Linked DNA regions of Homo sapiens: all the other regions are linked to region 3. The links are chromatin loops, found by intact Hi-C in ENCODE. Cell type or tissue: mammary epithelial cell. All regions are shown on one strand. Each heading gives the region's core, and the rest is flanking DNA. Links, peaks and the distances in the headings are about the cores only. Region 1 has its middle 25 kb from the start of MIR3668. Region 2 has its middle 64 kb from the start of MIR3668. Region 3 overlaps LINC02941 (long intergenic non-protein coding RNA 2941).

The links. Peaks named below come from ENCODE experiments on the same cell type or tissue, not always from the same donor. Only the 100,000 strongest peaks of a DNase experiment are listed, where the experiment ranks them.
Region 1: a loop joins it to region 3, with 7 times the contacts of the local background. A loop is called at or near these places in 3 of 110 quality-filtered maps.
Region 2: it touches region 3 in a loop (2.9-fold over the local background); 2 of 110 quality-filtered maps call a loop at or near these places.

The regions. Positions count from the first base shown.
Region 1 is chr6:140,174,375-140,185,220 of GRCh38, forward strand. No RefSeq gene overlaps it. Among named protein-coding and RNA genes, the nearest start is that of MIR3668, 25 kb to the right of the region's middle. In mammary epithelial cell, for the core only: no CTCF peak of the experiment used is centred there; no DNase peak of the experiment used is centred there.
Region 2 is chr6:140,263,549-140,274,394 of GRCh38, forward strand. No RefSeq gene overlaps it. Among named protein-coding and RNA genes, the nearest start is that of MIR3668, 64 kb to the left of the region's middle. In mammary epithelial cell, for the core only: no CTCF peak of the experiment used is centred there; a DNase peak (open chromatin) is centred at 6,423.
Region 3 is chr6:140,047,771-140,058,616 of GRCh38, forward strand. All of the region lies in intron 1 of LINC02941 (long intergenic non-protein coding RNA 2941), which reads left to right. All of the region lies in intron 2 of LOC107986652 (a long non-coding RNA gene), which reads right to left. Among named protein-coding and RNA genes, the nearest start is that of LINC02941, 77 kb to the left of the region's middle. In mammary epithelial cell, for the core only: a CTCF peak has its summit at 5,169; a DNase peak (open chromatin) is centred at 3,961; H3K27ac peaks cover 3,006 bases.

The DNA of each region.
Region 1 (10,846 bases), core at 1,034-9,033, 130 kb after region 3:
ATTCAAGATTCTAGATTATTGGAACAGTAAGTATCCCGAGACTGTGGTGGCTTCAGTGCAGCTTCCCAGCTTGGCATCCTAAAACCCTTTAATTTTTGATCAAAAATGTTGAGATTATTTACCTTTTTCTATTTACTTAAAACGCATGTTTATTTTTATTTTATCTAGCATTTTTTTTTCAGGAAGACTGTTAATATGTAGTCACAAATAAACAAGAAATAGAAGATACAACCAACCATTGTTGGTTTGGAATCTGCCTGTTAAAAGCCATGAGCCAAGTATTAGTAAGCAACTACGTGATGACCACAGAATATGCCTTGAAGGCAGAATGTGGGTTAAATCTGTAGCAAATGGCGCAATCCTCAAGTCACTTAGATCAAACTAAATTTTAGAGTCCCTGACTCACCAGACCAGATTGCTGAATAGAGCTTTACACTTAATATGTAAATATGTCACTATAAGAATAACATTTTTGGCCAGGTGCAGTGGCTTACACCTGTAATCTCAGCACTTTGGGAGGCTGAGGCAGGCAGGTCACTGGAGCTCTTGAGTTTAAGACCAGGCTGGCCAACATGATGAAACCCCATCTCTACTAAAAATAAAAAAATTAGCTGGGGGTGGTGGTGTGTGCCCATAGTCCCAGCTACTCGGGAGGCTGAGGTGGAAGGATGGCTAGAGCCTGGGAGATGGAGGTTGCAATGAGCTGAGATCATGCCTGGGCCGTAGAGCCAGACCTTGTCTCAAAAAAAAAAAAAAAAAAAAAAAAGATTCACTTTTTAAGGTATGGCATTAAAGACTATGTCATTATCTACAAAAGACTATCATTAGATTTCCATGGGTTACCCTATAGGGGTTCAATTTTGTTTTCTAGGGAAAACAGTATACATAGCCTCATTATTTTTAAGTCTACTGTATGTAAATGTAATAAGATATGTATCACATATATGTCATATAGAGAAAGATGATTTTTGGTATTGATAACTTTGAACCAGCTCCTTTTTATGCTTTAGGATGCTGAGTTATCTGGAGGAGATGAGATGCTTATTGGGGCAGAGCTAAAGAAGTAATGCAGCACTTGTACTTCAATGATGTAGTTGCTAGCTCGGGCACAAACGTGCTTACTGAAGGGTGGGAGACTAGTGAATGAATTTTATTGAGCTGGGGATTGTCAGGAACAGAGAATATGCCATCATGGTGACTGTGAGGTGGTAGGATCTCCAACATCTGGCAAGTCTCAGCAGCACAGTTGTGCCTTCAATGACCAGCTAAACATCTGATTCACCCAGCATGTTTCTTAAAGTATATACTGTACTCTGGGATGTAAGCAGCTCTTGGACAGGGCAGGTCAATCTGTTTACTTATGACTCTCATGGAGATTTGGACACAGACTAGATAGCAAACCACCTTTGTGCCTACAGTGTCTTGTCAAGTGCCAAGGATCCCAGAACCTACTGCTCTCCATGATTCCAACATAATAGGTCCACAGCCCTGCATTTTGGAACCCTTGAAAAGATGAACAGGCCTCAGGAATCATGAGCACACCACTCACCAATAGCCCTGGGGTCTGCAATTAATTGCCACTACTTGGGCCTGCCGCAGTCTTGTATTTATGGGTCTGTTTCACCCTGTGTTACAGTTTGCCTTGTTTATGGTCAGATGGGAACCTCTTTTTCTCCCTCTACATTTGCCAAACTTGTGGAGGGCAGAATCCAGACCTTGTTAAAAATTTAATCCTCTGTAAGAATTCAAAAACTACTTTCTGAACTGAATTAAATTTTAATTGTTGTCATTTTCCCAGTTATGCTCACCCAGTATCCTGATTGGTTGTTTATAATAACAATAAATCCTGTCAAGCACATAATATGTAGCTGTAGGCTCTTTTTGGAACTAACACCACTCACTATTTTCTGCTGCTTCTGCAAGCTTTGTGGAGTGGCACTGTATTTTTTTTAGTCTACATTGACAGCATACAATATAATGGTTCATTTAGGATGAGTTTTTATGGGGCCTGTCAAGATTTAGCTGTGTTTTGCATAGTAAACCTAATATTAAATGACAAAATGCATCATAGCAGATACTTCACAACCATTAAGGTGAAGGCAGCAAATGTGTAGAAGATTACTGTGCATTGCAAATGGTGGAGCAGCTAAGATAATAAATAAAGTATAATTGAAATCCAGGGGGCTTTGAATATTAGTGGTGTAACAACTCTGATCTACAGTGTGTGTGAGAAATGCTGTAGGAAGATTGGCTGCAACTCATGTGTGTTGGTCTCTTTGCACAGCAGGTGATGTGCTGAACTTAATAACCCGCTGTTCAATTTTTTATTTAAAAAATAAGATGAGAGCTAAGTCACAATTGCTTTGGGCAAGTGTCTTATAAAAATGTTTGTGTTTAGAAGTGAGCTAATTTGATTAGAGAGCCATGAAATCTGTTCAACAGGGTAATGGAACGTCAACTAAATCTAAACTGGCAAAAACCCAGGACTTTGAAAATTAATGAATATTCAATATTGACATGCTCTGAAAATAGATATCTTAAATACAAGGAAGGAAAAAGGGCAGGAGAGAGACGAAGAGACTCTACAGCATTTGTGACATTTCCATTTCTGTCATAAAGTGTTGTGGGAAAACAATCACACAGGTAAGTCACCGTTAACAATTTATAACTCTGTGAGGTCAGGGAATATGTTTTATTTATTTTTGTAATTCCTGACCCTCAAAATCCATATCTCATGCTTTTCACCTAGCAACATTTCAAACACTTGCTACATTTTTGCCAGATAAGGAATAACATCATCTATCAGGATGTACTTCACGTTTATTGGCTACAGAAGCCAGTTAGATACAGAACAGGGAATTAGGTTTTAATGGCAAATAAAGGAATGGCCCCTGCTTTTAAAAAAGTAAAATGAATGGGAAAGACATTACTTATATCTATAAAACCAATTGCTAAAAACATGAGAGTAAGTAGCCCGCTGGTGTTCACTTTGTTAGAGGTCAGACACTGACCTGGGTTATCAAAGTGTTATTAATACTTAAAAAGTTCCTCCATTTATTTTTATTTTATGTATGTATGTATGTATGTATGTATGTATGTATGTATGTATTTATTTATTTTTGAGACAGAGTCTTGCTCTTTCACCCAGGCTGGAGTGGAATGGTGTGATCTTGGTTCACTGTAACCTCTGCCTCCCAGGTTCAAGCGATTCTCCTGCATCAGCCTCTTGAGTAGCTGAGACTACAGGCATCACCATCATGCTTGACTAATTTTTGCATTTTTGTAGAGACAGGGTTTCACCATGTTGGCTAGGCTGGTCTTGAACTCCTGACCTTGGGTGATCCGCACGCCTGGGCCTTCCAAAGTGCTGGGATTACAGGCGTGAGCCACTGTGCTCAGTGCATTTATCTTATTAAAATAAAAAAGAATATTTTCCAACACCTCAAAAATATCTCCTCAAAAATAAAAAATTTTTAAAAATATCACATATAAATATGTAACACTACTTAATCAGTGTCACAACAAAACCTTTGTCTACTCCATTGCTCAGTAAAGACATGAGACCTTTATGTGCGACACAGTTAAATTAATTTATATTTTGGCTCACTTTCCTTTTTTCTTTTTTTTTGAGACAGGGTCTTTCTCTGTCACCCAAGCTGGAATGCAGTGGCACAATCAGAACTCACTACAGCCTTGGCCTCTTGGGCCCAAACAATCCTCCGACCTCAGCCTCCTCCTTTTTACCTGGGACTACAGGTGCACACCACCACACCTGACTAATTAAAAAAAAAATTTTGTAAAGATGGGGGCCTTGCCGTGTTGCCTAGGCTGGTCTCCAACTCCTGGGCTGTCCCAAAGTGCTGGAATTACAGGTGTGATCTATTGCACCCGGCCTCCAGCTCACTTTCAAGCAACACGGGAATCTTATTATAGCTCAGTCCCTAGCTGACATTAATTCTTAGACTCTTCTTTATTTCTATGGCAAAGCATATTGAATAGTAGCAGGCTTTGTTTAGGTGAAGGATGAGGCATGGCAAAGCCATGGCAGGACAGAGACACAGTAACAGATGCACTATTTAGGTGGCCTAAGTAAAACACATCTATAACTCAACAAGTATTTATTAGCATCTTTTCCATATGCAGCATTATGCTAAACCTAATGGTTTACAAAAGCGAATTAGAAGCTGGCACTGCCCCAAAGAATCTTAGATTGCAGTGGAGAAAATAATTCACAGACATAAATAGTTAAGAAGGAGAGAGTTTCTACCAGAGAAAATACCTCTGTGGTAGAGCAGATTCATTGTTTATGTTGACAAGATTTCAATTTCTATTTCTTGTCTCATATTCTCAACTGACCATTAGTTTGGCCTTGTACTATCAAATGCTCTTTGAGCTGGGAATTTCCAATCTTATGTCCAAAAAAAATGGCCCTTTTATCTCTTTTCCCAACTCCCACATACTTTACTTTATTGCTCAATTTCTCAATTGCACAAAAATCAAATCTATTTCTGAAGAATTCAGGTTTATAATCTAAAAATGGTTTATTCCTAAACTGACTATATATCTCTGTTTGATGGAAACCATCCTGGAATATACCTATTTTCTTACCTGAAATATTAATGGAATTTTTAAAAATCACTTCCAAAAGTGTTCTGCTTTGGATAAATTATATGATTACCCTATAAATCCCATCCCCTCATGTTTCTTATTCTCTATAATTAAGAGATCCCATGTGTCCCTTGTGATTCATCTTTACTTTTTGTCAGCCTCATGACTCAGGCTTGTATCAGTTTTTGCCCAGATGTCTTTAGGATTCTCTGAATTATCTTTGAATCCTTCATTCTTTTCAGCACCATTTTACTGTAAAAAACAAAAGGAATAGGCTGGGCACAGTGGCTTATGCCTGTAATCCCAGCACTTTGGAAGGATGAGGTGGGCAGATCACTTGAGGTCAGGAGTTCAAGACCAGCCTGACCAACATGATGAAACCTTGCCTCTACTAAAAATACAAAATTAGCTGGGCGTGGTAGCACGTGCCTATAACCCCAGCTACTTGGGAGGCCGAGGCAGGAGAATAGCTTGAACCCAGGAAGTGGAGTTTGCCGTGGGCCGAGAGCATACCATTGCACTCCAGCTGGGGCAACAAGAGCAAAACGCTGTCTCAAAACAAACAAGCCAAGAAACAAACAAAAAACAAAAGGAATATAATGAAATTGTACTTTCAACGTGCTCTGATTATACTTATAAAACTTTTCTAATTTTTTTTTTCTTATTAATCAAACTCTAAAGTCCTCTGGATTTGGGGCCTTTATTAACTGCCCTTCTCCTGGTGATTCCACTTTACTTTTCACTTTCCTTAATATTTCTGTCTAGTTTAGTTAGGCCAGTCCCACTTTTTGCTAAGTACAACTCACTGTTTCCCATGTTGTTCCTATATCCTAACTGACCTTTGGTGTCATTCATGGTCTTGACAGGAAGTGGATGGCACATTCTACCAGGTGGGTCGAAGGAGTTTAGTTAGTGGACTATGAAATGTGTGCATGACTTAAGGAATCCAGCATTCCAGCCCTTGGGCTAGCCAGAATAGGAAGCCCCTAATCCTAGCTTTGAAATAACTGAGACAGGAAGAGTTACTGGAACCAGAATAGCTCTATGAGAAAGGCCTGTTAATTAGAGCAGTGAAATTGTATAGAGGGACACAGCCGACCCATGGCGAATTACTAGAGGAGAGAGAGCTGGGTAAAGAATTTCTATGACATTATTCTCTACGTCCTTACTTATTTCCTGCTGGTGCCTTTTAATGGCCAAACCCAACCGGGAATCAGAAGAGCAAAAGAATAGATTCAGTCTATACAGATGAGGTACTGGAACACAGGCCAGGGTGCAGAAATGAAGGCAGTGAATCTGGAGGAACAAATGGAAAATATCCAGCACAGCTCTAATTTGTGCAATGACCTCTTCTCTACTTAGTGAAGCCTTATTATATATGCTTTTGCATGGAGAATCTGAAGTCACAAACACCCTTATGCCAGGTTAATAATTTGTACCTGTTCATCTATTCACATATTTTACGTACCCACTGACTTATATTTGGACTCATACTAATTAGCTCAGGGGCCCAATTAGAAAAACAGAGAACCGAAAACTGAGGAACTGAAGCATGTGGTTTGCTTTGGAAAGGTAAGAGAATTGTAGAATATAATTTAATTAGTTGTGGGGCTGTATGCATTATTATCTCATTCTACTATTGGATAGAAAGCCATTTACATTTGAGATTATTTTTTAAGTATTAACCAGTAGAGTACATTATCAAAGGGATTGTGTTCAGTGACTTCTTGGGTCATTTTCCATGAATGTTGGAACTCTAAATTGGCAGGAGAAAGAGAGAAGGCAGCTTCTTGTAATAAACACATTTGATGATGAGGCTCTTCATGGAAGGAATGAGAATTGGCTTAGTAGTTTTGTAGACTGATTTTTACACACATGATTTTTCTATTAATTACTTAAAAGACGAGACGATTAGTAAGAAGGTAGAAATGTTTGACACAGTTATGTACATTTCTGTTAGACACCAGCATCCATTCCCCTTTCCTCTTGATAAAAGTATATTCTTCTTTTTATTGGGGTTTTGTCATTTCCCCATGCAACCCATATATTTCAGAGGAAACTAGATGCCTCTTCAGCCACAGAAGTAAGGCCTCATTGGCTAAAAATAATCTACCACATCTCTTCCTCTGTTCAGAGTGATTGATTCAGGGCCTATATTCTAAATGTGAGCAAGGAACTGAGGGGTAACATTATCTGAAATTCCTGGAAAATATACTTTTTCACTATTCTGACAGAACCATGGTAGAGACATTTGCTCTTATCTATGTGACATAAATGAAAAAGAATAGAAGCCTGGGAGACATTGTAAGACAATGTGAGACCACAAGGACAGAAAGTTGCTAAGAATGGAGTGAATACCAAGGAGGAAGAACTGGGGAAAGGAGAGGGTTTTGGTCAGAAATGTGAACTGCCAAAGCAAGCTTTCTCTGAATATAGATAGAAAAGTTCATAACATTTTACTTAGGTGGGCCAATATAATTCTTTTATAGTTTGTGCTATTTTGACCTAACTTTTCTTTGGTAACAACCAAAAGATTATACATTGATATTGAAGAGTAGAACCATAATAGTAACTTAATTTTTGGCATCTTCCTTCCTCATTTTGGTCTACTGCTTATTTGATATGATTATTTTTTATTTCTGTGAATTAATCATTCTTCACCTTTTAAAAGAGTTACATGTATTAAAATTTAAATATAAGAACCATTTTGAGTTTTGCTTAAATCTTTTATTAGTCTTTCCCTTATCTGCAGATAACTGTAAATGCCACATATTCCTGTTAACCAGTATCAGGGACAGACTGGGTCTGGGCAGATTACATTAAATGGAGCCTCACCCAACCCTAATTACCACCCAAAGGTCCCGTCTTCAAATGCCATCACATTAGAGGTTAGAGTTTCAACATATGAATTTTGGAAGGACGTAAACATTCAGCTCATAAGAGCAGGCCTGAAAAGTTTTTATTTAGCCGATGCAACTTATATTGGCCCCAACTAATTTTCCTGGCACTCATCCCCAATCTTTCACTGTTTCTATATATATCACAGCAAAACTGGTGATAACTTACTGTAAGGGACTAGTGCCCATATAAGAAGAAACACCAGAGAGCTTACTGTCTCTCTTTCTCTTTACCATGTAAGGACACAGCCAAAAGGTGGTTGTCTGCAAGCCTGGAAGTGAGCCCTCACTAGGAACTGAGTTGACAAGAACCTTGACCTTGAACTTACCAGCCATCAGAACTTTAAGAAAATAAATTTTTTGTTATTTAATACATTTGGTATTTTTTTTGTTATGGCAGCTTGAGCAGACTAGGACATCACCCTTTCTTCGTGAATATTTGGCCATGTTTTCATTTGTATTTTAATATTTTGAAATTTTAACCATCACTTTTGAATTTTTTGCAGAGGGATGATGCATTCTTCAAGGAGGTTATATATGACAGCAGTAATTTATAGATGTTAGTCATTATGTGAAATCCATCAGTCTTTACTGGGCTTTTCTATTCCTTTAGAAGCTGGACAAGTGGAAAAATATAACATTTCAATAGAAAGAAAACCTATGGATTTGCAGAAAAAAATGTAATTCACTTACATACACTAATAAAAGTTTCAGTATGTTAGTATAGCTGACAATCAAGGTGTATTAAATTCTTAATTTGAGGAGTGAATATTGTTAGGATGCATAATAATCAGTAATTCTCATTTTCGAGCATACAACATTAAAAACATTCATTTTCTCCAAATGGCTGAGCAGTTTTATGTCAACCATAACAAATTTAACCATGAAAATCTTTTAGCAAATTTCATGTGTATTAACTTAAAAATGTGTAATGAAAACTTTAGTTTACAACAAAGAGCGCCTTAATTTATTAAATTAAATAAGGAGTGCTAAATATAATAATATATACTGCTCGAACAACCAACAATTAAGAAAAATTATTTCTGAATGTTTTGTCAATTACTTGCTAATCTGTGAAGTTCTGTAATATGGCCTCCTGCCATAGTAAATTGAGGTTTCAGTGTAAACTAGATGATGCATTCTTCTGGAAATTCCTTTTACAACACAATTAACCTCTTCACCTTGCCAAAAACACATTGTTACCATATTGGGATGCTATTTAATTTAATATGCTGTATATGGTACTAATCAGTGCCAAATAACATTTTTAATTTCCCTAAAATTTATTTTACATTTGTTAGGCTTTCAGCTACTAATTACACCATATTTCAGTTTTTATACAATACTTTGATCCAGTATATAATAATAATGTGATAAACATTAACTGCAGGGCATTCTGGTGGTGGAATCTGTTTTATCAGATGTTAGTGAGTTGTTCAATGAAAAACCAAAAGAAAGTCACTAGGAATAACTACATGATGTATCTTGCATGAAACTACCATTTCAAAAGACATGCCGAGCTTTTTCTCTTTCAGAAAATGTTTCATTCAAGAAGTAATAAAAGTGTTTCAGAAGCACATATGAATAATGAATAAAGAAAATCATAAACAGGAACAAAAATACTAACACAACAGCAAACGAATGCTTTAAGAAGGGGTTTATTTTATAGCTTTAACTGTAAACTATATTATTTTAGGGCTTATGTTAAAATTGGAAGTGCACTTAGAAATGATTCACTGCCACTCTCTAGCCTCATATCAATCCCTGTTATAACAATGCCATTGAGTGGAAGGCCAGCCTGTGCTTGAACACCTCCAGGGAGAGGAAATTCATTACCTTATAGGGCAGCTCATTACCTTGCCATGAAATATTCCTTCATAATCTATAAGGCTGCATATATGTATGTCACCCTTCTTTGATTGTAAACTAGAGATCGAGACTAAGTCTTATTCATATTGTTATCTTGTCATAATATCTAGCACAGGGCCACTTACATGAAAGGTGTTCAACTAGTGTGTTAACTGGATGCTGAGCTAAGGATGGATGTCTATTCTAAGTAGCTTTAAAAGAGTCCTAGCTGTGATCTCTTTAAAGAATCTCAGAAAGCTTCCCTAGGGTGTCACCACAGATATGTGTAAAAATAATAGGTAACCAACATGTGTTTTTATTTAACTCTACTGCCAGTGTGATTTTATTTCATGAATTCTCCTTTTGTTGCTCATCCTTTTGCTGATGCTTCTATTAAATGTGTCTGAACTAGATAAATTGTATCACAAAAACTTTATTTTACCATATTTAGGAGGAAAACACAAACTGAGACACTGGTCATAAAAATTTACTGTTTCAGCAGCTGTTTGGTTATAAAATTATTGTACTAAAAGCTTATAAATATGTGCTGCACATTCATTTAGGGGGAAAGTAGCACTTTATGGCTTTTTATCACTTTTTAGACATGATATTCAGTAATGAATTAAAGCAATTTTTAGGAAAACCACTTTTATGAATTTGCTCCAGAATCACACTGTCTTGTCAGAGTTAAGGCAGGGAAGAAAAGGAATATTGACCCAGAGTCCAAGGTCTGAGTTTTGAGTACTGATCTGCTACTTTTTACCAAGTGACATTGAAATATCATTTAACTTTGAAAAGATTCAGCTTTCTTATGTGTAAAATGATGAAAAGGCACATGCCCTGCCTATTCAAAGGGTAGCAGCAGGATCAAACAAATCATTGTGCTGAAAATTACTTTGTGAAATAGAAAGCTCTCTATGTGCCCCGATGGACTATGTCCTCCCTGCAGTGTCCCTGCTTTCCCCACTGGAGCACTTTTTCTGACAGCCTCCCACCAGGGTGTGTTTGTCTACAACCCCACTGCCATTCCCCAACCACCAGAGTGCTTTCTGCCTCTGCCATCCCCACTTCCCCCAACAGAAAGCTTCCCCCCAGCACCCCTGCCACTCCTGATGGAGTACTGCTGACAGTGGTCTGGGAGCATGTTGGCCTCTCCAGCCCAAATGGGACTTGACCTCAAGAGACCAGAAGACAAAGTCACAGGTCCAGTTCCAGGCACCCAGGGTTACAGCATACATCCCAGGAGTGAGGAGTTGAGCTTTGGCCCTCTGAAATGAAGTCATTTAACTATACCCAACTTGTATGATAGTCAAACCCTCAAGTACAATAAGGAACATAAAAAAAAAAGCCCCATCTGAAAAACAGCAACTTTAAAGGATAAAGTAACATCAGCCCTCACAGATGAGAAAGGATCAACTCAAGAACTCTGGCAACTTACAAAGCCACAGTGTCTTCTTATCTCCAAATGATTACACTAGCTTCCCAGCCTTGGG
Region 2 (10,846 bases), core at 1,829-9,828, 220 kb after region 3:
ATTCAAAAATCCTGATGTTTTTGTTTTTAAAGTATTTTTATGCATTCTCCCATTATCATTCAAGGAGAAGCAACTTTATAGCCAGAACTGAGTTCCAATCTTGGCTCATCCACTTACTAGATGTGTGTCTTTAAGAAAGTTAGGTAACATCTCTGTAAGCCCAGGTTTCCTCAGAGGCTTGTTTTGAGTATTAAGAAGATAATGTATGTAAAGCACTAGCAGACAAGCCCCTAAACGTGAGCACAGGAAGCATACAGGCTTTCATTATTGTTCCCACTCCCTGCACCTTAGTTCATGCGCTTATCACTTGTGCCAACTTCTGCCAAACTTTTTGAGCCTCTCTTCCTAACTGTGGTCTCCTCTTACACTCCAGTTTTACCTTTCACTAGCATTTTACCTTTCTTTCTGCAGGAATCTTTTTTATCAAAGTGGTATGATTTCCCATTTCCATTAGGATAAAGAATCTTTCAAATCCAATCTTTTTTCTCCTATTGACACCTCCTACCTAGTGAATCCTCCCTCCATCCAGGCCAACTTCCCTGGCTGGGTTTCCATGAACATACCCAGAGGACTGCTGTACTTTGCTTCCTTCTTGGCCTCTGCATCAAAATGTGAGGGTTGCAGCTAACATATAAAATGTGAGCTTGTGTGAGTGTGTAATTGAATTCATCATTAAAAACACTCTAATGAAGAAAATGTTAGTCCCAGTTGATTTCAACAATTTTGAGGAAATTTGATATCAATTTTGTAAAATGTTTTTTTCCGGAAAACAGAGCAGAAATAAAGTAGATATGTCACTTATTTTATGAGGCCAACATTTCCTAATACCAAAATCAGGAAAAGTCATGATGATATTCTATGGTTTTTTTCCTAAGATTTTTATAGTTTCACATTTTACATGTAAGTCTGATTTCTCAAATTTCTTTTTTAAAAACGTGCAGTGATATATAGCATGATGCTTTCTTGGCTTTGTTTTTTGTGAGTTTGTGGGGTTTTTTGACATATGGATTTGCAGTTCAAGCACGGTTTTTGGAAAATACTGTCATTTGAATTGCATTGTACTTTTTACACAAATCAGTTGACCACATTTATGAGTCAGTTTTCTGAAATCTCCATTCTATTCCATCCTTTTATGTGGTTATTCCTTCGCCAATACTGTACTGTCTTGAGTATAGTATCTTTCTAGTATATCTTAAAATATGACATTGTGGCCAGGCTCATACCTGTAATCCTAGCACTTTGGGAGGCCAAGGTGGGTGGACTGCTTGAGCTCAGGAGTTAGAGACCAGCCTGGACAACATGGCAGAATCTTGTCTTTACAATGAATACAAAAATCAGCTGAGCATGGTGGTGCACGCCTGTAGTCCTAGCTACTGGGAGGCTGAGGTGGGAGGTTGGTTTAAGCCCAGGAGGTGGAAGTTGCAGTGAGCATTGCCACTGCACTCCAGCCTGGGCAACAGAGCCAGATCCTGTCTCAAAATAAAATAAAATAAGGCACTGAGAGTTCTCCAACTTGGTGGGTTTTTCCCCAAGGTTTCTGTCTGTTCCAATTCCTTTCCCTTTGCATATAAAATTTAAAATCAGGTTTCCTATAACTTTAAAGCATTCTGCTAGGATTTTCTTAGATTGTACAAAATCTGTAGATCAATTTGGAGAAAATTGGCATCTTAATCATATTAGGTTTTCCAGTCCATCGGTAGTACATGTTTCTCCACTTACTTAGTATGCAGATCCTAAATTCTATATTTTTTTAGAATTATACACAGGTATTTATTTTTGGAAAGTATTATAAGTAATGTGGTATTTTAAAATTTTTGATTTGCAATGTTTAATAGTGGTGCATAGAAATATGACCAAATTTACACTGCTGATCTTATATCCTGTGCATTAGTAAGCTGATTGACTTCTAGGAAATTTTTAGAAAATGTTTTGGAATTTTCTACAAAGACAAATATTTCATCTAGGGTAGGGACAGTTTTAATCATTTTCTTTTCCAATGTGAATATCTTTCATTTCTTTTCGTATCTTATTGCACTAGCTATGACTTTCAGTAGATTATTGAATAGCTGTGATAAGAGTGAAAATCTACGCAGAGTTCCTAACCTTAAGTGTATTTCACTTTCATTGTGAAGTCTGATATGATTGCAGGTTTTTATAGATGTTCTTTCTCATATTAAGGGAGTTTTCTTCTATTAATAGTTTTCTAAGAGTATTTTTGTTTCTAAAAGTTTGTTTTTAAATCAAGGATACATGTTAAATTTTGTCAGATGTGTTTCCCTTACGCCTTGATTTAATTATAAGGTTTTGCTTGTTTAGCCTGTTAATATGGTGAACTGATTTTTCAAATTATAAACCAGCTTTACATTACTGAGGTAAATCCCATTCATTCTTGATGCATATTTCTTTTTAAATACTGCTGGGTTTAATTTTCTATTTTGTTGAGCAATTTTTCTCAATGTGCTTTTATTTTCTTGTAATCATTTTGTCTGATTTTGCTACCAGGATAAGGTTGGTCTTACAAAATGAATTAGGAAACATTTACTGTTTTTTTTTATTTTTCTGGAAATTTTTTTTGTGGAACTGGTGTTCATTTCAACTTTAAATGTTAGACAGAATTTGCAAGTGATATCATCTGGGCCTAGATTTTTCTTTTATTTTAATGAGGATTTTCAACTATAAATTCTATTTGATCTATCGATCTATCTATCTATCTATCTATCTATCTATCTATCTGTCTATTGAACTGACTGTTGCCTACTTCTTTTCACATGAGTTTTGATGGTTTGGGTCTTTCAATAAATTAGTCCATTTCATTTAGGTTGTTGATTTTTTTTTTTTTTTTTGAGACGGAGTCTTGCTCTGTTGCCCAGGCTGGAGTGCAGTGGCACGATCTCGGCTCACTGCAAGCTCCCTCTCCCAGGTTCACGCCATTCTCCTGCCTCAGCCTCCCGAATAGCTGGGACTACAGGCGCCTGCCACCATGCCCGGCTAATTTTTTTTTTGTATTTTTAGTAGAGATGGGGTTTCACCGTGTTAGCCAGGATGGTCTCGATCTCCTGACCTCGTGATCCGCCCACCTCGGCCTCCCAAAGTGCTGGGATTACAGGCTTGAGCCACCGCGCCCGGCCTAGGTTGTTGAATTTATACACATGGAGTTGTCTACAGTATTTCCTTATTATCCTTTGAATGTTCACTGGGTCAGTCACATTATACGAATTCTTTTTCTATTTTTAATTGATACATTCTTTTTTATTTCTTGGTTAACTGGAAGATTATCAGTGGAGGTTTGTCAATTTTACTTATCTTTTTTGAATTTTTACTAAAATTTATCAGTGGAGGTTTATAAATTTCATATCCTTTCAAAAAAGCAGCATTTGTTTTTAATATTTTCTCTATTATCTTTCTGTTTTTAGATGTATTTTTCCTCTTTAAAATTCCCTTTTTTCTGCTTGTGTTTGGTTAGTTTACTCTTTTTTTTATCCAGTTTCTTAAAGTGGAAACCATTTTTCTTTTCCAATATTAGCATTTAAAGTTACACATTTCCCTCTAAGCTGTTCTCTGGCAGCATCTGTCAAAAATGTTTTTATATCCCTTACATTTTGATACATTGTATTTTAATATTCACTGTAAAATATTTTCTAATTTCCCTTGAAATGTCTTTATTTACAAATTATGTAGTGTGACTTTCAATTTCCAAATATTTGGCGAATTGATTTCTTGTTTATTTTAGTTGTTAATTCAGTTTAATTATGTTAGTGATTTTTAGTTTGTTTGTTTGTTTGTTTATTTATTTATTTGAGACAGAGTCTCACTCTGTCCCCCAGTCTAGAGTGCAGTGGCACGATCTTGGTTCACTGCAACCTCAGCCTCCTAGGTTCAAATGATTCTCCCACCTCAGCCTTCAGAGTAGCTGGGATTACAGGCGTGCACCACCATGCCCAGCTACTTTTCGTATTTTTAGTAGAGACGGGGTTTTGCCGTGTTGGCCAGGCTGGTCTCAAACTCCTGACCTCATCTTGGACTTCCAAAGTGTTGGGATTACAGGCGTGAGCCACCACGCCTGGCCCAGTTTAATTTTTTATGGTAAAAACCTACCTTGAATAATTCCCATCAGGTTTAATTTACTAGGTCTTGTTTTGTGATTCACAAATACAGTCTAACTTGGTGAATGTTTCATGTGTACCTGAAAAGAATATATATTATGCTATAGTTAGATGGAGTTTTCTACATGATAGTGTTCAAATATTCTATATCCTTACTGATTTATTTTTACTTCTTTTATCAATTACTGAGAGAGTTGTGCTAAAGTCTCCAGGTATACCAGCTTTGTCTAGTTTTTCATTTCCTTCAATATGTTTTGTTTTATGTATCTAGAATCCCTGTTATTAGGTACATATGCACTTAGCATTGTTATGTCTTCTTGAAAAAATTGGCATTTTTCCCCTATATGATATCTTTCTTTATTCCCAGTGATTTGTTGTTGTTGTTCTAAAGTCTACTTTGTCTTCAGTTTTTAAAAAAATAAATTGTGTTTCATCTTATATCCTTATTCATCTTTTATTCTAAACCTTTGTTCATCATTATATTTACCATTGGTTTCTTTAAATAGTATATTTTGATGTCTGGTTTCGTTTTTTATCTGACCTGAAATAACTGTCTTTTAGTTAGTATGTTTAGACCATTTACAGTTAATGTAGTTATTTCTATGGGTAGATTTATTTCCATCATTTTATTATTAGTTTTCCGTTTGTCAATCTACTGTTTTTTAATTCTATGATCTTTTTCCCTGTCTTTTTTTGAATTATTTGAGTTATTTTAGAATTTAAACAATGAACCAATATTTTTACTATATTTCTTTCTGTTTGTGTGTATGCAGTTTATGTGGAGACTTTCTTTAGGCATTGCAAAGCATAATTTTGGGGGATTGTAACATACATAGAAATAAATAAGTACATTTATATATACAATATTTTTGTCTATTTAAAAAGTTACTCGACAACCTCTTCTTTCCTTAGAGTAGCTAAACATGCCATAAGTTGAAGCACAATACTTAGGTACACTTATATTTCATACAAAAACTTTGTTTAAAGTTTTATTATACTGATATTTATAAAATTCTTCTAAAACGTACTTTGGTGTATATGCATATGTGTGTGTATATATATGTGTATATATATGTTATGTGTGTGTATATATGTGTGTGTGTGTATATATACACACACAAAGTAAATTTTAAATTCAGTGGGCCTGAATCTTTATGGAGATAATTTCTCATATTTAATTTATACTTTTTAAAAAATTTTAATTAAGTTGTATAAACAATTTTGTATTACATGCTTATTCCACACCCCTAAATGTGATCTCTATTTAATCAGCACATAATATTTAGATTGTGTCCTCACCAAGTTCAATTCAATTATTGAGGAATACAAATTTTAGTCTTACAGGGACCGCTTCAGAAATGCAGAAAGACACCTGAAAAAATAAAGAAAAAAGAAATGATTTTTAAAACGTGTACTTTGTTTGAAAAAAAATTAAAACCATGCTACAGTTTACACATAATCAGAGAGAATTTGTGTTTTCTGATTGACCAGAGAAATTTTGTTTTCTGATTGTACCTAGAGAGATCACCAACTCTAGGAGCTCTCAGTCTAGAGAAGATACATTGTTAGTGATCCATGAATAGAAAAATAAACATTCAAAACAAATATTGATTACTGAGCCCAGAGACACCGCAACAGCAATATCGAATAAAATAAATCAGATATCCAAAAATATCAGTCAAGAGATTTCAGTCTTTTTCATACCCTTTCATAGTTTATTCCAATGATCTGTCCTTATCCATTAAAGAATTAGTCTGTAAATAAGTATAGAAAATAAATAATGGCTTACATTTATTAAAATATATCAATAAGTTCTTGTTACAGAAAATGCTGTTTGTTTTGAAAAAAATAATTTTTATGTTTAAAAATATTTTTAAATATTCAAACTAGTGGTATAACTGTGGTGGGGCTTCCTGCTTGTAAGGCGTTGCTAAGAATAAATCTGTAATACCCAAAAAGAAATTGATTCTTTAAATCAATCTGTTTAGTTTAGATATAGCTGTGATTTTACTTTTAAGATAATATCAAATTCTGATTGGAATGACCACCACTTGTGTTTCTGAGAATAAAACTGTATGACTCACAGAAAACACCCAAGAAAAAGAAATGATCCAACAAACAAATAAATTGCTATTGCAGGCTAAATATCTTCCCTTTTTTTAAAAAAAAAAACAAAACAGTTTCACTTTGAAGAGAAGTCCTCTGTTAAATTAGACAAACTGACAGAGACTAAAGAGTACACTTCTTTCTCCTGTTGTTCCTTGTTCTGTGTGAATCATCCTTTGTTCACTGAATTACTGTTAACACCTTGGCACCAGAGATGATTAGTTCTTTGGCAATTCTGTTCTTTCTCCTTCCTCGGTAAAACAATGCAGACGTGCATTGCTAACAGAATGGTTTCAGATGAAGCTAGGCCTGTACTGATAATCCTAGGTAGACAGAAATACAGGCACTGAGATTCAGTTCTGCCCTGGTGTTGGAAGAGGCAATCTGCCATGGGCCTTGAGCTTCCTCTGCTTCTTCTTGCTGAGAAGGCCAAGAATGCGAAGCCCCGACTATGCTCTTCCCTGTATCAGTTCTGAGTTGTGCTTGCAGTGAGCGACCTTGTGGAATGGGGTAATGTCTATCTTCAGTTCCAGGGCAAGCTTCCTTCCACTAACAATAAGAAAAACCATAGAGCCTCACAATTGGTAGTTCTCTCCAAGAATGCAACCCACTGCACATGTAGGCATATAGTATGGGTCCTGTTATGGACTGAATTCTGACCCCCAAAATTCATATGTTGAAGCCCTGACTCCCAGTGCGATTGTTTCTGGAGATAGGGTTTTTAGGAATTAATTAAGATTAGATGAGGTCATAAAAGTGGGACCCTAATCCCCAAGGACTGTGGCCTTATACGAAGAAGAAGAAGAGATCTATCTTTTTGTCCTCTCAAGAAGGCAGGAAGTGAGCCCTGTCCAGCCATAGACTCTGCTAGTACCTTGATCTTGGACTTCCTATCCTCCTGAACTGTGAGAAAATAAATTTCTGTTGTTTTAATCACCTCAGCCTCTGATGTTTTCTTATGGCAGCCTGAGCTAATATAAGCTTTTTGTGTTGCTCTTATGGTTTTGAGCAGAAGTATGGGGAACTGCCACAAACATAAATGTCTAACTACTGCTTTTGTTGTTTAATAGAGGCTTTTGTCTGTTGCTCAGGACTCTCATCTCTTTTGCCAGGACCCTTGAAATAGTAACAGGCTAACTTGCTGGCTTATAAGTAGAATAAAACCTTAGAATGTTTACATTGCTTGACTCTAGCCCGCTCTCAGCCTAAAATCACCAGCAGCTAGCCACTGTTAATGATGATGATGATGGTGGTGGTGATGGTGAGGATAGTGATGGTAGCTCCTCCTGCTTCTGTAGCTATGACTATGACCTGTTTATGTACTAGATACCCAACACTTTGTATATATTATCCTAACAACAACTCAATGATCCTAACAACAACTCAATCAAGTTGCTAACGTGAATTAAGGGGAATTAATGAATTTGATTTATATTTTTAAAAGATTATTCTAACTGCCGTTAGAATGGGCAAAGGGGTCAGAGTAAAGCTAATACCTGCTGTAATAGTCTGTGGAAGACATAATAGAAGCTCCAACTTGTGCTTTGTCTACAATAGAAACTATACTGCATCTTAATCTGTTAGTGGTTTTAAAATAAATATTTGTGAGATGCTTATAGTCCAGTTACAACACAGAAAATGCAATACTACTCAATATTATTCTACTCATTTTGTTGTTTCAGGTTCCATAATTTATTTATCTTTCTTTATCCACTAATTTCACACAAATCAAAGAAAGTAAAGGTTTAACAATTGTATGTCCAAAGCTCAAACTTTTATTCTCAAGCACTGTTCAGAAGTATCTAAAAGACATTCACCTCAAGTTGTAGCTAGCTTTACAGAATGAAATCTGAATCCTTCAGAAGTCTTTTCATTATGGTGACCTACATTAAGTAGTAATAAGGGTAATCAAATTGGAATATTTTTATCATAGAAATATACTTTCAGACCTTTAAAATATTCTTTTAAGGATTTATTCATTTCCAAAATGTATTTATAACACATTATTGGCTTATGCTATGTTTATGTCAGAAAACAGCTTTAATTTTACATCTTTCCTCAGGAATCAGCTATGGCCAAACCTGGTCTCTTTTCTCTCAAGCTGGCTAGATTTTCCCCTCTTGTCACATTGTTCTCATAGAGGCTATAGAAAATGAATGAGTCTCTGGCTTTCACTTCCTCACACTTCCTCAGGTTAAAAGGTTATGGTAATCTCTATTTATAAATGGCTGTTTTCTGTTCTTCTCTTGTGCTCATAAGAAGGCAGCAATAGATACTTACAAAGTCACCTGCCCAAGAGGGCTTTGACTGGCTCTTGTAAATTCTTTCCTTTAGCTTTCTAGGAGCCCCCCAACCCTGGCTCCCTTGTTTGCCTCCCACATTAGTACCGCATAGTTTAATACTCAAGTGTAAGGCTCTTTGAATCAACCACCTGCTCTCTATGACTTGTACACCAAATTTTGCTAAGAACATGCTGTCTCTGTAGTGTTTTGTTTTGTTTTAAATTGCTTTTTAGGGAGATGTGTTTGCAGCACTACAAGAAATCTGTAGAAAAGTTTAGCGAAGAACAGAGAGTAGAACAAACTATTCATTCTGTTATTGTTCTGAAACATGTCACCAGATACTGAATAATAAATGCCAAAAAAAACCTAAAATTTTAAGTGAAAGAAAAAAACTCTTCTTGAAAACTGTGCCAACTTCTAGAAGAAAATTATTTACTAATTGCATTTTCTATTTATACATGTTATGGGATTAAAGATGCCGCAATGTTTTTATAAAAATTACTTTAATAAATTGCCTAAAAAATAGTTGGAGCTAATGTGGCCAAAATCATGTTGCTTTATTTATGGTTTACTCATTTTTATTTGCTTATATTTTAAGCTGTTTGAAGACATTGATCATGTTTTCTTGTGGTCTGTAGCTTGATGGGACTCTAGTTATTTTGAATGTTTATTAGTTATTGATTCACCATGATCTGATAACCAATTCCAATTTAACTCCTTGTTCTGGCTGTTCTTTTTATTATTCTCTTTTCTGGAAGCCTGTCTAAAAACCAGGTCTGAAGTCGTTATTCATAAGTAGTCAGTCTCTGTGCTCAGATTATCTGCATTAAAAGATCAATAGGACGTGGCCCCAGGACAGTCGACTATACTATTTCATTAACATAGTAACAAGATGGGAGGCTAATAATAATATTGCCTTGCTAATAGGTTTAAAGGGAAAATTAATTAGTTGATACTTGCAAAGATAATCTACATAGTCTAGCTTTTTTCCTTCACAGAAATGCACACATCATAAAGGAAACCCAAACATTGTTATATACCACAAGCCAATGTCAGATTTTAAAAGCTAAGATATTCAATCTGAAGTTATCTGTCATATTTTTAATGAATAATTCAACATTTAACCCATTAATATTAACCTTTTCATTTTAAATACAGCCCAATGTCAAATATATATCAAAAAAACCTTTAGACTTAGTATGCCCTTTGACCAGAACCTCAGCTTCTAGAAATTCATTCAATGAAAATCATAATGAATATGTGCAAAGGTCTAATGAAAAGAATATAGATTAAAAACTGTATTTAGAATAGTGAAAAATAAACAAATGTTCAAAAGCAGGGGAAAAGCTAGGTAACTTATATAACAGTAAAAAATTCAAATACTCTGCCACCATTATGAAATTATATGATGGAAGAATATTTTCTTCTACAAAAACAGCTTCTACATATTGTTAATAAAAATGTTTATGATAAATCTGATCCCTTTAAAATATGTCAAGTGATATGTAGAGTCCATTTTAAAATATACTAACAAAAACAGAAAGAGAGAAGATAAAGAAGTAAATGTTAAAAAAATGATACTTGGAGCTGAGTGATGATCACAGAGGGTTTATTACACTATCCTTTCTTCTTCTCTGCATAGTTTAACATAAATTTACATAATACACAGTTAAATTTTTAAGAAATGCCTTAATTTCTGCTTAGAAACAACTAGAGGTGCCTTTGTTTAGAAAGAAAACCAAATACCTGTTTTTGCGTAATTTTAAAGTGTATATATATGTGTGTGTGTGTGTGTGTGTGTGTGTGTGTGTGTAGGTGTGTGTATGTGTCAATCTAGAAGGGGAAAACTGTCAGCCAATCACAGTACTGTCCAATTTAACACTTGTAATAACTACCTGCACAAGAGCACAGAGGGCTAGGCAGTTAATTTTACTGAAAGATATTCAAGACATGAAATGAAAGAAAGTTTATTCAAATGATAAAAATAGTATTGCTGAGACAGCCAATGAGTTATGTAATGAATGGAGGTAGCTGCAAAACTTTGGTGAGAACTCATAGGTTAAATTTGAATAATTATCTGTATCCAAGGTCACCTACAACAGATTTCAACTCTATTTACACACTTTAGGCAGAAAAATGTGAAATTCAGAAATGAAATTTAAATAAATTAAATATGTACACACACATACACACATATACATGTGTGTGCATATAAGTATGTATGTGTGTTTACTAGAATATGATAGGACTATTCATAAACTTTAACTTATGATCTTCCATATTTAAAAACAATTCTGCAGTCAACATTTATTACCTTTAGAATTTGAAAAAAATAATAATGATTATAAAAAAGTA
Region 3 (10,846 bases), core at 1,982-9,981:
TTCTCCTTCTTTTGTACGTTTTTCTTCATTCTCTATATTTATTATGATTATAAAAAACAATTTAGAGCAGCAATTTTATTTTAGCTTTGTCTATTGTATTCCTTCTTCCTTAAAATTGATTAATATGTTTCATAATATTCTTGCTTTGGACATCAATTTTACTTAATGCTTGATGCTTCTATTAAAACATATTTCCATTTTCTTTTTTTAAATTGAAATGATCTTCTTCTTACCTATTTCTATAGCATAATGCAATGCATTTATGGAGATGTTTTTTCCTTCCTGTGCTATGCTTTTTTCATACATGTTTTTTCTTGACTTGTGCATATTTTATGCTATTTTTTACTTACCAGTTATTTATTGATTTTTTCCCCCTATAATGTCTTTCAATTGTTGGCACTCAGATTGTTTTAGCATTGCTTATACTTAATGTGAATTATTTGGCAGAGGTAATCTGATTTCCTAATTTTGCTGATAAAATGAAAAAAAAAAGTTTTTTATTTCTTTTCCACCATGATTGCTATCTACTTTTGTTGCTTTGAGCTACAAGTTGAGAGTATGGGAGATGAAAAGGTGATAAGCTAAGGTTGTGTTGAACATCTTAAATCATGATTTTCTGTAGACATTAAGGTTTGCATATTGTTCCCACAGTGAACCCCTGCAAACTTAACTATCCTCATTTTTTCTTAATTTCCTCCTTTCCACTCTCCCTCCCAGGAACTACTTTCACTTTTTTTCAGTTAGAAAAAAAAAATACAAGAGTACAATTTCAATTTGCTTCTTCAAAGTTTGGCAGTCAGTGAAAATCATTCGTATATTATCAACTCAGCATTATTACTTTTAGAATGCTGGTGAAAGTTTAGAAGCCAGTTACGTTGCCCACACTGCTCTGCTCTATTCTAGAATCTTCTGTTGCTTCATTTTGGTTTCTTTGCTTGTTAATAATGTTTTATAGTTTCAGTTGTGCAGCACTCCTTTTTCATTGCTGCTGATCATGATTTATTTTATTCTGAAATTTATTTATTTGTTCATTTGTGAAGGCATAATGGAAAATGTAAATGATGTGATCTGATGTGGCTTCATTCTTCCATTTGCTATCTTTACCCAAACTTTCAACAATCAGGTTTTACTTTATTATTTACAAACTTATCTAAGGATGTATTTATTTTAAAAATTTCACTTAAGAGCCCTTAGACAAGTCCTATAATTTATTACCTGCTGAATAAAGTAATTTTTCTTTTTTATCTCATATGACACTGTTTAATGTAAACTACATTTTTATATTCAGGGAGTATTGTGTGTGCGTTCATTCTGTCTATGTTTTTTTGTTTTGCTGAATTTGATCATGGACCCTCCTATTTCATTTTAATAGCTACCCCTTTTCATTTGCTACTTTCATATGCTGATTTCATATCATGCTTCATATTCTTATGTTGTAAAGGTTTTTCCATTATCAGTGAAGTAATGGAAATTAAAATGCTGTATAGAGACAAGAGATGAGGTTTTATTTAATTAAGCAAAAGTAACAATCCAGACTGCACATTGAAAGGCAGAGGGTGGGGGAGAATATTATGGGAAGCCCTAATAGATAAGAGGAATGCTAAGGGTTGATTTAAGAAGGAAAAATAAACAAAGTTAAAGTCAGAATGTTTATTTTGAATGGCATTAGTAAATGGGGAAAATTGGTGGAACCGATTCTTTGTTATTACGTGACTCATAAAAAATATTAGGTTGCCTTGATTTCTGCTTCTTACCTTGTGGCCTTGGTTTGGTTTATACACCCTCATTGTCAGCACTGGCTCTCTATAATAAGCATAACCATTACAGGTGGCCATAGTTGGGATCTGAGCTTTTCTATAGCATCTTTAGTTCTGCACAGCAAGGGCCACTAGGGAAAGGGCAGAGAAGGGTGGAGAGGATGTCTATAGGTAGCAAAGATACTTTGAGTTTGGAGAATAATAATTATGGAATTGTGGCATGTACGTTACTTGTGCTTTTTCCTTTGTTTTTCTGATGCCTAAGGTGGTTGAACACAAGTTTTTCCTGTTGCGTAGCTGGTTACATTTTCCACTGAGCCTTGCAGCTCTTGTTTTTGAGAGAAAAAAAGCACTAGGAAATATGCAAAATCTCCTTGAGTGAATAATGTGAATTGCAGAAAGGATCCATTGACTTCCTTCTCAGCAGTGATTTTCTATCTGAGTGGCTGCTGGATAGTTAGTGCATAAAGCTATGTTGGTGCTGGCTGGGTGCAAATTGCCTTCATCTGAAGATGCCTGCTTTGTACCATTACCTGCCTACAGCAAAACAGAGCCCCTCCAGTAGAGAAGTCTCTTTAACCAAATATCAAACAAATTAACCTTTTAGTGTGCTCCTAGGAGCCTCTCAAGAGAAGGAACACTTCAGTGACATCACTGATGGCAAAGGTTAGCCTAAAAGTAAAATGAAATCATCTGGCCAGGCAGGCCCTGCGGGAGAATCAAGCTTTGTAATTAGATTGAAGGCTCCTAGGAAACGAAGCTCTGTTGCAGGAAGAGCATTTGCAGAAGCTAATTGGGGTAAGCTTTTGCATCAGTGTCGGTGCAACGCATCACTTACAGCCTTGAAAATAGCTGTAATGGTGTATGATGATTGAGTCATTCCCTAATTTTAGCAACCTAGGCTGAACATGAATTACATGACGAATGTGCGCTTGAGTTTGTCCTATCTGAGACTTCGGACTCCGGGAAGATTGCCGTACACGTACTGGCTAATGTGACGACTGTTTTCTGGGAGTTGCAGGATTGCGACAGCTTTGTGCAAGCAGAGCCTGAGAGTTTTGCTCTGTTGGCTCTGCCCATTTACCTTCATTCTAACCTCCATTCTTACCTTGTCATCTGGTGGATGTCTCCCTGCCTTTACCCTACTTTTTTTTTTCCCCCAAAGTGTGGAATCTGTAACTGAACCCAGTAATTGTTCTAAATTATTTCTGTGGTGAATTAGCAAAACAAGAAATCTAGTTACTAAGCGAATAAGGTGAGGTCACCATCCTCCTTGCTGTAGTGACTCAAACCAGATACAAACTGAGGTTGGAGAAGTAAAAACGTGAGCAGAGAAGTAATATTATTTGGTCTTGCATGTGTCTAAACTTCTCCCTAGATAATCACCTTAACTTTGATATACATAGTGGAGTTCTCTTCTGGCACTTTCAAGGATACACCAACCTGAACACTTTATCTTTCACGATTTCCTTTGGTTTTATGTGGTTTTCAGTCTTTGAGTGACAACAGAATATCAAGGCAAGTCAGCTCCCGGGACCCACCATCTGTGTGACAAAGGCATAGTACTTAAACTCTCTGAGCCTCCCATTCCTCATGCATAAATGAGAATAGTGGAAGAGCTAGTAAGAGTATGAAGCATGGTATGAAATCATGCATGAAGCTTTATGTTGTAAAGCTGTGTTGTATGTGGCAAAAATTTTTACATTATCAGTGAAGTAATAGATACTAAAATGTTGTATAGAGACAAGAGATGAGGTTTTATCTAATTAAGCACAAATGATCTAGACTATACATTAAAAGGCAGAGGGTGGGGGAGAGTATTATGGGAAGCCCTAATAGATAAGAGGAATGCTAACGGTTGATTTAAGAAGGAAAAATAAACAAAGTTAAGGTCAGACTCTTTATTTTGAATGCTATTAATAAGTAAAGAAATTGATGGAATCAGGTAGAAGCACATAATCAGCTTTCATAAGCATTAGCTAGGATTTTTGGCCAAAACATAAGGGTGAAGGTATGTGAGAGTTGTTCTTTATTTTGGTAGTCATAACTAACAAAAACAGCTAACATTTTTTAACGCTTACTGTACGTCAAGTACTACACGGAGCACATGATGTGGTGATGACATTAAAAACTCACCCCAACCTGCTCTATGCTCATTGCACAGATTAGGAAACGGAAGCATCTGAGTAACATAGTGAAGATACTAATGCAATAAATAATTGTTCATCAAAGAATCACAGAAAGAAGCACTTGGAGCTGGCTCATCTCAGGGAAATGCACGTAGTGATAATGAGTCATCCATTTTCAATGCATCACTATAGCTCTCCCAAACCAAAACCCTCCTCTTGAGCTCACACTAAATCTGTTTATTTCTCATATCTAGATTGCTTTTACATTCTGCACCAGCTAATCTCTGGTCCTATTTCAAATCAGAATCTGGATATTATTTACCATCTGCCTCTAAGGGATGCACTTGCCAAGTCCCTTAATTTGCTATAATTGGCAGGTTTTCAGTGTACATAATTTATATCAAAAAAAGCTACCCTGAAAAAGAAGATTAATTAAACCATTTCTTCTGGGTCCCTAAAAGTGCAGTGGTTTCCAGGAGGATGGCTTTAAGGCCTTAAGGTCTTCTGTGTGTATATGCTGTCACAGCTGAGCACATTAAAAATGTATGTTGGGTTGCTCCCTGGTGCCTCTGAGCTGGTCAGAAAGATGTCATTGGCACCTGGGTAACATCACAAATACTCACTGAATTAAGCAGCTCACATTTGCATTTGAGTCTTTTGTTCTAAGCTTCGCAGACACTGGAAACTACTAGACTGCAGTATAATTTATGGATACCTCAGTGTTGACAATTCTGTCACTGATATGATAGGAAACACTAGAAAAAAATACACCCAGATGTACAGAATTCTAAATAGAGTAAGTGAGAGACCGTAACCTGATTCAGACAAGCAGCACATGTGGCTAGGAAATAGACCATTTACAGTTTTTCCCCCTTTTTGCCCTTTTTCAGTCATTCGCTAGGCTCATGGTCCAATGTGGAACATCCCCTAGGCTTTGTGGAGGCATTCTGGTCCTTCACAGCTTCTGGATAATATAATGCTTCCTTGTGAGTTTATTTCTTAATCCATGCCTATCTAAACTTGGCAGATTGATTCTCCATTCTAAAAATGGGAACTTCTGTGTTTTCTATCTTTTTCTAGAGGTTTTTTTTTTTTTTTTTTTTGAATTACCAGCCTTCAGGGGAATTACACAGCGTAGCACAGGAATGAATGTGAAGTTGCCACATATTTTTCTTTATTTTCCTGGAATGCCCATCTTCACATCCATGGCCAGTTTTTCCTACTTAGCTTCCAAATCTTAACTCAAATGCTGCCATGCTTGCCTTGCCCCATCCTGACCTCAAGGTGGCCTCCTCTGTGCTTCAGAAACTATATCTGAAGCTTAAGAAATAAGTAAAAAATGTGGACAGCCTCCATTCATTGTCTTTTTGAAAGAAGGCCAGCTACAGATTAACTAATATACTTAGGTTACCTCACTGTTTACTATTAATTACAAATTCCAGACTTTGTAGCATTCGCTGTTGACTTGTAGCTTTTTGCATGGTGGAGCTGCAAATAATTTCTGCCAGGTGGAGCAGATAACTCCAAAGGTTTATGGTCCTGTTGGACATGAGCCACTTTTTAAATCTACCCATCAATCTCATTCTAAGATGGTCTCTGTCCAGCTTATAAAACAACTTTTGATCTGGTCATAACATCTTATTAATTAATGAGTTAAATAAAACATGCTCATATTACGTGAGGGTGGGAGTCACAGGTTTGAACTCCAGTAGAGTATAGCACTCTCCACATTCTCCCAGATTGAGTTGTCTCCCTTTGCCACTAAATAAAAGCCTCATGAAGACAGGGACCTTGCGTTGCATGACTTTGGACACTCAGTACTTAGTACCATGTCTGATGCCTGCGTCACTCAATAAGAATGTGTACTATGACTAAATGATTATGTAATTTAATTCTAACCCAATTGGACTCTGCAGCAGTGCTCCAGGTCAGTGCAAGGATGCTCTATTGCTCAAAGAACAGCTTCTATTTTAGGATAACTTAGATGTGGAGTCAGAAATGTTATGATAGTCTTTTCTACGACTTGATGACTCTATGTAGTGGCCTTAGTCTTAATCCTTCTTTATTAGTCTTTTGCTTTGCACTGCCTTTGGATTAAGAATAGACAAAGTTATTCAATATTCAATATCCACCTAAGCCAGGACACTTTGCAAGGGCAAACAGAAGTTTGAAAGACAGTTTTACTTGTCTTTTTTTTTTTTCAGTGTTGTGCCTAGTTGCTGTGGCTAGCTGAAAACATAAGGGAAATCTTTCTCTTTTATTAAGGATACTTTGACCCTTTGAGAGAAAAACAAATTCTAAGTAAAGCAGTTCCATGTCTAAACTGATGTTATCAGCCGCTACTGTATGACATTAGGCTGTAAAAGTATTTACCTAAAAAAGTCAATAAACATGCAATTCACTATTATTTGTGTTGAATTATAGATCTGGAGGATCAAACCAGAATCAAAAGGAGTATACAAATTATCTATAAGATTATATGTGTGTATGTATATGCATATATATCTTTATACATATAACCTCAAATATCTAAAGGCAATTTCTGTGCATCACCTTCTTGTCCTTTTCTTTTTCTTATATACACTACTACAATAATGCATTTCCCATCAAAGTACTATTTTAAAAGTCTGCTTTTCATTTTGTCTATATTTGAAAATGTACTCAAAGAGTTCTGAAGAAGAATAATGTGTAGGATGGTAGTTTTCAGAAACTTATTTGGAAATAATATCATCTAATAGAGAATTAAATATACTTCTAGTAGGTATTCAACAAAAATTAAGATAACTTCTCATATTTAAGAATATAAAAATAACCAGATTGTTTAAGCGTAAATTCCATCTGCTGTCCAGGGATTGTCAACAAGTGAAAATTTATGGAAGGCCACAGACATTGGTCTTCAAATTGTTAGGGCTGTGCTCCAGACCAGGATTTGGCAAATGTTTTCTGTAAAGGGCCATAGTAAGTATTGATGATTTTGTGGATAATAAGTATCTGTATATTTAAAACTCTGCCATCTTAGTGTGAAAGCAACCTTAGACAATACATAAACAAATGAACCTGGCTATGTTTCAATCAATAATACTTTATGTATGAAAACAGGCATTGAACCAGATTTGGCCCATGGGTTATAGTTTGCCTACTCCTGCTCCAGACTGTCCTCATCGTTGTTTTCCTCAGTTAGTCCACAAAATTAAAAAGTCACTATTCTTGTATTTACTGTATTTTGCAGAGTTGTGAGAAAACAAATCTATATAAGTTGCTTTGGCCAGTGGAAGATAAGACACAAATTGTATGTCTAGGTTCATTTACTGAAGAATCTAAATGCTCTTTTGGGAAAAGTAGGCATCGAAATGCTTTGAAAATATGTATTTCAAAATAAGTATTGCATGCCTGAAAGTGTCAAGATATTGAGGACCAACTATGATGCTAAGAAAGAGGGAATAAAATGTCTAATGCTTCAAAGGTCTCATTAATTCACAAAAGCTTATGGTAGGTTTGCGTAGGATTTTAGGCTGTAAACCTATTCTATGGCTACATAATTTTTTTTTTTTTGGAGATGGAGTCTTGCTCTGTTGCCCAGGCTGGAGTGCAGTGGCGAGATCTTGGCTCACTGCAAGCTCTGCCTCCAGCGTTCATGCCATTCTCCTGCCTCAGCCTCCCAAATAGCTGGGACTACAGGCACCCGCCACCACACCTGGCTAATTTTTTGTATTTTTTAGTAGAGACGGGGTTTCACCGTGTTAGCCAGGATGGTCTCGATCTCCTGACCTTGTGATCTGCCCGCCTCAGCCTCCCAAAGTGCTGGGATTACAGGCGTGAGCCACCGCCCCCAGCCTACAGTTATGTAATTGTATCCTTCACTTCATGGTAGTAATATCTAAGGCATAGAAACTACTCACCTGTTCAGTCCAGGCTAGGAGATAACTTGACTGATACTTTCTTCATACTACAAGGAGGGTAAAAACCTTCGATCATTTGCTGTAGGACATATCAAAACTTGCCACTCCTCTCTTGCGATTGAAACTCAGTACTAAGCTCATTAATGATGGAGTATATTGGGGATGTCCTTTATCTCAGGGGTATTTAATGCATGTCTTTTATGCCAGGGATATTTAATGCAGGAATTTGGTTGCACATTTCATGTCCAATTCATAATGGAAAATTAAACAAACAAATGAAAAGAATAAAACACAAACAAACCGGCTGTCCAAAGCTTCTGTCCCTGTCCCAGAAACTGAAATGATGGAAAACTGCCAATGAGTATGCTCTGAAATATGGTAGTTTGGACAGGAGAAATACATAATTTTTTTCTTACATTGATCCTTTGTTTGATATTAACCAAAAAGTGTTTGCTTGCCAATTTAAAGACCGTCTTAATGGAGAGATTCTTTTCTTTCCCCTCCCTAAGCTGTTCCCCAAAGGGAAAAAATTCAGGACCTTCAATTAATTTAAATGGCCTTGCCTTTATCCTTATCTCAGCCTTTACATTTACCCATGGGGTTGCAGCTAAGAATTTGGGACAAACTCCACAATTATGGCCTTTGTTAGTAGTGCAAGGATTGCATGGGCACCTGGCACCACTAAGGATCTCAGACCAGTCTTTTTTTTCGTAGAAATGATACACTTTTGGCATATGTTTTTAATGCCATTTATTAAATACCATGTACTCATGTTATGGACACTTTTCCTACACTATTAATCCAGAGAATTCTGGAAAGTATAAATTATTATTTCCTTTTGATAAATGCAAGGCGCAGAGAGGTCACGTTACTTGACCTAGGCCACATAGGTAGCACATAGTAGACTGGGAATTCAAGCTAAGATCTATCCAATAGGAAGTCCCCTCCAGAGATATTCACTGTTGTCCTATATCATTGTGCAAATGGAAGACATGCACAACATATTATTTAAGGAACATGGTGAAATCCTAATTATCACCTGAACGATATTCCCAGGTCCAGGTTACGACCTCTTCCAAGGGGGCTGGCCACAGCCATCAGAAGACTTTTATGAAGATGCTTCCATGTGAACTGGCAAAATCCTCCCAGCACTCTCTCAGTAGCCCAAGATAGTCCAGCAGATTACATGACATTTAAGAGGAGAAAAGAACAACGGAGGGTATATGTAGACACAATGTCTGTAAACTAGGAAGGAGGAGGATCCAGTGGTTGCAAGTGGAGTGTGCTGGGAAGGCATCACTGAGCTGAAAAGTCCAGGACAGTATTTCTCCCTCTGAGGTTTTAGATCTTCTGCAGCAAAGTTATCTGGAGTGTTTTTCAAAAATGCAAATTTTTTGGCCTTATCCCTCAAGAATCTGATTTCAGTAATGTTTGATGGAGGTCCGGGCATCTTTGTAGCTGCCATTAAAATTTAAAAACCACTGATTGGGGATAGTTGGACAAATCTGGGAGCTTCTAAAGAAGAAGAAAATTTGCAGAAAGGGGAACTAAAGGACAATTTCTAAAGATGAATGCTCCTAAGAATAAAAGTGTCAATGGGTGTCCTGTGTCACAGGAGTGGAAGTCTGGGGGGCATGTGAAAGACCTTGAGAATTGCTTGTACTAGAATTATTGTAAGGTCAGCATAGCATCTTTAAACATGTCCAGCTTTCTCTTTTATCTGGTTTCTGCTTTCTTTTTCCTTGCAAATTTAATTAACATTCATGGGCAACAATATTAATTTGATCAAACTAAGGTCCTTTTTTAATTATTTAATGATCACAACATGAAATCACACAAATTAAGAGGATAGAAGATATAAATCAATCTGAATTAGGAAAAATTTTGTAATTTAACCAGGTAACATTTTCATGGATGTAAACAAATATATTACAGATAATGAGATGAAGGAATTGGTATGAAACTGAATTTAAAACCTTAATTTAAACAAATATGTTCTCTAGTTTATACACAATCAATACACATGGCATATGAAATTTCATAAAATATGATACAGTACATTGCTTCTTCTATATACCATTCACTATTTTTATAAGCACAGAATATTATTGGATGATAAATATAATTAAACAGAGCAAAATCATATGAATTAAAGCCATGAAGATTTTTTTACGGAATTACAGGCTTGCTACAGAGCTTGTGGGCATTACTACTATGCTGTCAGAGAAATGTATTAGCCCCTGAGGGATAGATTCTTATTATCAGCTATGGATTTTGTGGTCTTTAAATTAGAAAGCAAAATGCTATAATATGTGTCTTTGAAAGCAAAAGAAGGAAAGTACTGAAAAATTTAAGCAAACAATTAATGTTAACTTCAAATGTAAGGGTGCTTGAGTTTGTACACAGCTTGCTCCCTAGTTAAAGCCAAGATCTACATTGCATGCACAATTGCATGCAAATTGGACCTAATTTACTGCATGCGCTGCCTCTTCAATTAAATAAAATGAGAAGATGATTTTTACTTTAGAAGAGTAAAATTTCAATGTGTTAAAATGTTTTACCTCCAAATTTTTCATAAATAGCTTACACACCAAAGTGTTTATTTGAAAGATCTCATTTAGTCAGTATATTTTGAGTTTGGCTTGGCATGGAAGGCGTGGGTTCTGCCCTCAAGGAGCATATGGATCTACTGGGAACAGGAAATATATTAACATGGCTAAATTTCTAGATTTATCTTCCTAAGACACCTTTTTATATAGGTCTGCTTGTTCAACTTCTACCTTCCAACTCATCAGTCTTTAAAGTCTGCATCATTGCATGTAACAGGCACTCCAAATCCTTTTTTTTTTTTTTTTTGAGACAAAGTCTCACTTTGTCACCCAGGCTGGAGTGCAATGGCATGGTCTTGGCTCACTGCAACCTCCCCCTCCCTCCCGGGTTCAAGCGAATCTCCTGCCTCAGACTCCCAAGTAGCTAGGTCTACAGGCATGTGCTACCACACCCAGCTAATTTTTGTATTTTTAGTAGAGATGGGTTTCACCATGTTGGCCAGGCTGGTCTC